Linked DNA regions of Mus musculus: all the other regions are linked to region 1. The links are chromatin loops, found by intact Hi-C in ENCODE. Cell type or tissue: left cerebral cortex. All regions are shown on one strand.

Region 1 (2,500 bases):
ACTATATGTGTCCTGGGCAATCTGCTGCCTTCTGGGCCACTGCCATTGTGGAGCAGCTAAAGTATCATCAGATGTTTTTTTTTGGGGGGGGGGGCACAGAAGATCCACTCTGACCCTGTGTGTCTCTGAACATGTGGAGCCTGGGCAGGAGGATCTGTGAGAGTCTCTCATGAAGAGAAGCAACCCTTCTCATGTTCTGAGTGGAATGTGGGGGAGGTGAGCCACAGGGTGGAGAACAGCCTGGTACTTCTTATCCATCAGATCACCTGCTGTTAGCCTGGAGAGCTACTTGGCAGACCCCTTGCACTTCCTCTAAGTTCTGAGATGGCCTTAGGGAATCATGCCCAGCACCTGACCCCAGTGAAGAAAGTTGTTGAAAGGACTGAGGTGAGGCCTTCCCACTACCTTCTTCTCTTTTAAGTCAGGAACCACAGAACTTTTAATGTTTAATAATTAGGAGACAGTTTACCAGGATGTGAGGACTCTAAAACTCACGTGAAAAACTGGGAGGGGAAGGGGAACACTTTGTAAACCTAACGATATCAGCTGTGGTGAGAGCACATGCTTTATAAAACCTAAGTACTTTCAAGTCCCTGTTCCAGAATCACTGTTGACGGGCAGGGGAGGCTCACGCCTTCAATCCCAGCGCTTGGGAGGGAGTGGCAGGTGGATAGTCAGGGCTGTCAGAGAAGCGCACTGTTGGGAAAAAAAATAACAAAAAACCAAATGTAGTGGCTATTCCTGGTTGTCAACTTGACAATATTTGGAATGAACTGCAATCCGGAATTGGAAGGCTCACCAGTGACCCTTATCTGGAGGCTTGGAGATCCTTATCTGGATCTTGGTTTGAAGATCTTGAGCCATAGTGGCTATGGATTCCAGAAGATTGAATCTCCGAGTTTAAGGAACACACCTTTAATCTGGGCTACACCTTCTGCTGGAGACAATATAAGGACATTGGAAGAAGGGAGTCTAGCTCTTGCTCTTGCTCCTTCGCCTGCTTGCTGCGTGAGACTGAGTAACTGCTAGATCCTTGGACTTCCATTCACAGCTGCGACTGAATCATTGTTGGGAATTGGGCTGCCAACTGTAAGTCATCAATAAATTCCTTTACTATCTAGAGACTATTCATAAGTTCTGTGACTCTAGAGAACCCTGACTAATACACCAAACAAACGAAAAACAAACAACAACAACAAAAACCCAAATAAATCCTGTGTCCACATAGTAATTAGATGAATGAAGCAGTTTGGCTTTCTCCCGGCTTGGGGAAATGGCATTCTGGATTTCAGTGTAAGTTATTGGCAGCTCTCATCCCTTCTGTGTGGCAGCTGTCTTCTTTATGACTTCAAGTTCCACCCCAGTGTGAGTCTGAAGTTAGTGTTGTTTGTAATCCACAGTGTCAATGTGATTACTCATTTGGTAGCCATTCTAGTTGAAAAATGGTTGGAAATCTGCCACACCAACTTCAATAGGATCTGTGTGACAAGTTCCCCAGACTGAGGCGATCGACCTCAAAAGGGGGAGGCCTCCTGGAACCGGCTGTGGAACTCTTCGCCGGAGAAAAATTATTGAGCTGTAGTTCTCATGGCTATCCATCTGTTTTGTTTCTCTTATTCCTTTTCTTATTTACATGTTCCTGGTAGCCTGGTCCAAGATCTTAAGCGAGAATAATGGGTAAGAAACTATCCCTTGACATAGGGTCACAAACATGACCCTATCCCAGGGGAAATCAATGTTTTACTTTTTAAATCATTTTCAAAACTGTTGTGATAAATAAAAACTTTCCCAACAATGAAATTTCATATAGCTACACATGTGTCATCAGCAGTTGGTTCTGGTATATGGTAAAGAAAGCCTTAATTAGAAAGTTTTAAAATGGTTAAAATTTATGCATTGAAGATTTATAAAAAATCAGGCATTAGATGTTAAATAATAATTAAACATATGGGGTTGGAGAGTTAGCACGGCGGTTAAGAGCAATGACCATAGAGATTTATTAACCTGCTCTTGGAAATATGCCACTAGCCTTGGATGTCTGCCCTACTGAATACATCCTTTTCGAATTGTTATAATTTGATGATTTATACTAATAATGATATTACCTGTTCTGCTTGTGATTCACTGAATACATAGTTTCAGAGTTGTAATATTTGGATGATTTTTGTGCTTTACTCTGCCAAATGATTTTTGTTGGTATTTGTGATTGTTTTGCTGGATACAGTTTTTAAGAGTTGTAATGTTTGTTTGTTTGTTTTTAATGTATAAAATCCCCTGCTTGAGAGCTACAGAATAAACTCAGATTCGAACTGTCTCTGTGTTTGTTTCTGTCACAGCCAAACCCTTACCCACCTCACCTAACTTTGAGGACCCTTATTCCAGGGACCCCCATACCCGACTGGGGTGCTCTGTGACAAAACTCGTCTTGTACCTGCTGTAAGTGTGTCTCCACCACCAAGGTAATTTTCTATATGGACTTAGGATCCATCTTGGCCAACTC
Region 2 (2,500 bases), 64 kb after region 1:
TTTTTTCCTCAGCATGGCCCTTATCACTGGTTAGGGCCGGGTCTGCCCCTGAAAAGTGCTTGACATTTCCTGTCCCAGGTCTGAGGACAGACTGGGACATGTCCTGCATAGACTCACAGCTGGGTAATGGGATAGTCATGGCCATTATTATTCATGAATCACTTCCTGTCTATAGAACACACACAGACGTGCAAGAGTACATAAGTGCATACACACACACACACACACACGTACACCTACCAGAAGTTACAGCTCTTCTTTGTGGGATTTTTTTAAGATTTATTTTTTTTATGTATATGAGTACACTCTAGCTATACAGATGGTTGTGAGCCATCATGTGGTTGCTGGGAATTGAACTCAGAACTTATGCTTGCTCCGGCCCCAATCAGATTGATTTATTTTTAGATGTATTTTTAGATGTAAGCACACTGTGGCTATCCTTAGACACACAAGAAGAGGTCATCAGATCTCATTACAGAGGTTGTGAGCCACTATGTGGTTGCTGGTATTTGAACTCAGGACCTTCAGAAGAGCAGTCAGTGCTCTTACCCGCTGAGCCATCTCACCAGCCCCTCTTTTGTGGTTTGGTGGGAAGCAGGGTAGGTTGTTCCCAGTACCTGGGCATATTGTTTCTGCAGCTGGAGTGGAACTTGTCAGGCTGGGGCTATGTCTTTATGGGTAGGGGGTAATGCCCAGTAAAACCTGTCTCAATTTCTCTTGATGGGAGGCATCTTCCTGACTAGTTTGAGATTAGCTGCAGGGTTTCTAGAACAGTGCTTGTCAGGGTAGTAGAGAAGAAGGGGCTCTGAGTCTTGGACAGTGTTCAGAAGAGGCTTGACTGTGGCCTGTGCTGGGTGATGGCCTGCCTGGGTGCATATAGTCCAGCCCATGATGTTCTTTTTTTTTTTTTTTTTTTTTTTTGGTTTTTCGAGACAGGGTTTCTCTGTGTAGCCCTGGCTGTCCTGGCACTCACTCTGTAGACCAGGCTGGCCTCGAACTCAGAAATCCGCCTGCCTCTGCCTCCCGGGTGCTGGGATTAAGCCCATGATGTTCTTATCTACAGGACTGCAGTAGTCTTTCCGTGTTGGTCATCATCCAGCTGTTATTTAGACAGGTGTGCCTTGGGACAGTTGCCCTGGGAAGTTGGACTCCTATTTATCTATAGAATGGGTGGCTGTTGGGCCCTGCCTTAGTGTTCAGGCAGTGTAGTTGTGAGAGCTACATTTTTGGTTATGTGGCCCGTGGGTCTTTGGGACAGTGGGAGTGAGTGCAGTGTGAGTCTTTAGGATACATTCCAGGTGACTCATGGGATGTGTACCGTGCATTTAACTTGGATGGGAATATTTGCCTCCAACTCTGGAAAAAGGAAAACCCATTAGCATCCAGATAGGTCCTCCTGTTGGTTCTCATTGAACCCTGAGCTAAAAGGGGTGCATAAGAGGGATCCCCTGGACTGGAGCCCTCCCTACTGCAGGTCACTCCAGCCTGGCCCCTGGCTGCCCTTGCCTTCTGCTTAACAGGTAGTCTCCTGGTCCTCAACCCCTGGCCTGGGTTCTGAAACCCAGAAATCAAGAATTGATCCTTTGTTCTCTGGTCACATCTGCCTGGCCTCGATGCTGGCTGGTCAGGCAGCACCAACTAGAAAAGCAAACTAGTGTTTGATCAGCCTTGGTAGCACACTTTTCCTGCTAGCTGTGTTCTGGCTGAGGGGGGCCACTTTCTTTTTTCCTTCCTTCCTTCCATCCTTTCTGTCTGTCTGTCTGTCTGTCTGTCTGTCTGTCTGTCTGTCTGTCTCTTTCTCTCTTTTTTTTGGGGGGGGGGTGGTTTCGAGACAGGGTTTCTCTGTATAGCCCTGGCTGTCCTGGAACTTACTTTGTAGACCAGGCTGGCCTCGAATTCAGAAATCCGCCTGCCTCTGCCTCCTGAGTGCTGGGATTAAAGTCATGGGTCACCATGCCCCGCTGATCTTTCTTTCTTATTATATATTTTCTTCATTTACATTTCAAATGCTATCCTGAAAGTCCCCTATACCCTCCTCCACCCACCCTGATTCCAAACCCACCCACTCCTGCTTCTTGGCCCTGGCATTCCCCTGTATTGGGGTATATGATTCTTCACAAGACCAGGGGACTCTCCTCCCATTGATGGCCAACTGGGCCATCCTCTGCTACATATGCAACTAGAGACACAGCTCTGGGGGGTACTGGTTAGTTCATATTGTTGTTCCTCCTATAGGGTTGTAGACCCCTTTAGCTCCTTGGGTACTTTCTCTGGCTCCTTCATTAGGGGCCCTGTTTTCCATGCAATAGATGACTGTGAGCATCCACTTCTGCATTTGCCAGGCACTGGCATAGCCTCACAAGAGATAGCTATATCAGGGTCATGTCTGCAAAATCTTTCTGGCATATGCAATAATAGTGTCTGGGTTTCGTGGTTGTATATGGAATGGATCCCCAGGGTGGGGCAGTCTCTGGATGGTCCTTCCTTCTATCTCAGCTCC
Region 3 (2,500 bases), 140 kb after region 1:
CGTAATTTTTTTTTTTTTTTTTTTTTTTTTTAATGTATAAAATCCCCTGCTTGAGAGCTGCAGAATACACTCAGATTCAAACTGCTTCTGTGTTTGTTTCTGTTTGTCCCAGCCAAATTCTTACCCACCTCACCTAGCTTTAAGGACCCTCATTCCAGGGACCCCGATACCTGACTGGTGTGCTCTGTGACAAAACTCGTCTTCTACCTGCTGTAAGTGTGTCTCCACCACCAAGGTGATTTTCTATATGGACTTGGGATCCATCGTGGCCAGGTCACTTGTTGCCCTGATTAGTGGTGATATCTCTATTTATCTATTTTTTCTTAGTCCGTGTTCTATTACTATGAAATGATGCCATGAACACAGCAACTCTTTTGGTTTTTTTAAGATTTATTTATTATTTTATATATAAGTACACTGTTGCTGTCTTCAGACACACCAGAAGAGGGCGTCAGATCTCATCATGGGTGGTTGGGAGCCACCATGTGGTTGCTGGGATTTGGACCTTCAGAAGAGCAGTCAGTGCTCTTACTTGCTGAGCCAACCTGCCAGCCCCACTGCAACTCTGATAAAGGAAAATATTAACAAGGTCTGGCTTACAGATTCAGAAGCTTAGTCTGTTATCCTCATAAGAGAGAAGCATGGCGGCATGCAGGCAGACATGGTGGGCGGCATGCAGGCTGACATGGTGCTGGAGAGGGAGCTGAGAGTTCTACATCCGCATCAGCAGGCAGCAGGAAGAGAGAGTACCCCTAGATTGGCATGAGCATTTGAAACCTCAAAGCCTATCCCCAGTGACATTCTTTAGCTACCAAGGCCACATGCCCTAATGGCTATCAAGTAGCTCTGTTCCCTAGTGATCAAGCATTCAAATATATGATCGTACGGGGGCCATTCCTATTCAAACCACCACACCTATACTGAAGTTTCTCAGCCAACAAGCTCTGAGCAACTGCTTCTTGAGATAACACAATTTGGGGGAGGGGTTTGGTTGTGGGCTCCATCTCTTAGTAGTTGGACACACTGGTGAGCTGAACAGGAATTGCTATGCTGAGGGCAAGACCCTCAGTGGATGGGGCTAACAGCTACCTCACTCAGAGTCTCTGATGGCTCTGAATCTACCCAGGCATATGTGGAAGTCTGAATGAGAATGGCTCCCCACAGACTCCTGTATTTGAATGCTTGGACCTCAGTTGGTAGAACTGGTAAAGATTAGGAGGTATAGCCTTATTAGAGGAGGTGTGTCACTGGGGTAGATTTTGAGGTTCAAAAAGCCAGGCTCTTTCTGTTTCTGTCTCTGTCTGTCTGTATGTCCGTCCCTGTCTCTGCCTCCATCTTGTGGATCAGATGTAAGCTTACAGCTGCTGCTCAAGCACAGCGCCTGTCTGCTTGTCTACTTGTGGCCATGTTTCCCACCATGATGACCATGGACTAACCCTCTGAACTGTAAGCAAGTCCCTCATTAAATATTCTGTTTGTCTGACTGTCTGTCTGTCTGTCTCTCTGTTGTTGTTGTTTGTTTTTGAGATAAGGTTTCTCTGTGTAACAGTCCTGGCTGTCTTTGAACTTGATTTGTAGACCAGGCTGGCCTCAATCTCACAGAGACCCACCTGCCTCTGCCTCTGGAGTGCTGAGATTAAAATTGTGCACCAGCAGCGCCCTGCTTAAATGATTTCTTTCATAAGTCGCCCTTATCACATAAGGTGTCTCTTCACAGCAATGGAACAGTAACTAAGACAGCATCTCTGGAGCCTGTGTCGACCTTGCCATCTGGGTGGTGAGAGACTCCAGGGTACTGTCCTCCAACAAGCAGCCGACCCTGGCTTACAGCCACCTTCATACCACTGGCCAAAGCAAAGAGGCAAGGATTTTAGTGTTCTGTTGTCTTAGCCACACAAGGAGGGCGGTGATCAAGGCTTTCTCCTAAGCTAAGAACCAGAGCTGGCCACGAGGGACAGGATTAGGGAGCCATACCATGGATTGCTATGGCTGTGTGGGTCAGCTGCCATCTTGTCAATCTGTGTGGGACCTGCCCTCTCCAGTGTTAACTATGTTCAGCAGTTCTCAGAGTGCTAAATTAATTCAGTCAGTAAGGAAGGAACTTTGAGATGGTTCTTACTATGTATGACCTGGCTGACCTGCCTTACCGACCCCCGTTTCGTTTTATACCAGACAGGGTATCCCTTGGCCTTGAACTCACGCAGCTCTGCCTGTCTCTGCCTCCAGAGTATTCAGATTAAAAGCTCTTTATTTTATTTCCTTAGAAATAAAATTTTCATACAGTAAAAGTCTACAAAAATACATTCTTGTATTTATTTCTTACATCACTGTCATTTTTCAAAGGTCTCTTTTTTTATCCCAAGTTTGTAAAATTTTTTTTTTTCCTTCTTAGTATAAATAAAGCTTTGAAGAAAGTATTTCCGACATTTAGTTACACATCTACAGAACTATTGGCCTGCCCTCAAATTGCTATTAGGCACAAAAATTAGGAAATCTGTGG

What was found. Hi-C counts contacts between places; a loop is a spot of excess contacts. Peaks named below come from ENCODE experiments on the same cell type or tissue, not always from the same donor. Only the 100,000 strongest peaks of a DNase experiment are listed, where the experiment ranks them.
Region 2: a loop joins it to region 1, with 7 times the contacts of the local background. A loop is called at or near these places in 15 of 42 quality-filtered maps.
Region 3: it touches region 1 in a loop (22-fold over the local background); 11 of 42 quality-filtered maps call a loop at or near these places.

Annotation. Positions count from the first base shown.
Region 1 is chr1:93,856,179-93,858,678 of GRCm38, forward strand. No RefSeq gene overlaps it. Among named protein-coding and RNA genes, the nearest start is that of Gal3st2, 3.9 kb to the right of the region's middle. In left cerebral cortex, no CTCF peak of the experiment used is centred here; a DNase peak (open chromatin) is centred at 1,396.
Region 2 is chr1:93,919,817-93,922,316 of GRCm38, forward strand. All of the region lies in intron 1 of Gal3st2b (galactose-3-O-sulfotransferase 2B), which reads left to right. Among named protein-coding and RNA genes, the nearest start is that of Gal3st2b, 2.6 kb to the left of the region's middle. In left cerebral cortex, no CTCF peak of the experiment used is centred here; no DNase peak of the experiment used is centred here.
Region 3 is chr1:93,993,400-93,995,899 of GRCm38, forward strand. Gal3st2c (galactose-3-O-sulfotransferase 2C) reads left to right here. Exons shown (of 8, transcript NM_001039219.3): 3 at 1,718-1,861. Among named protein-coding and RNA genes, the nearest start is that of Gal3st2c, 4.1 kb to the left of the region's middle. In left cerebral cortex, no CTCF peak of the experiment used is centred here; no DNase peak of the experiment used is centred here.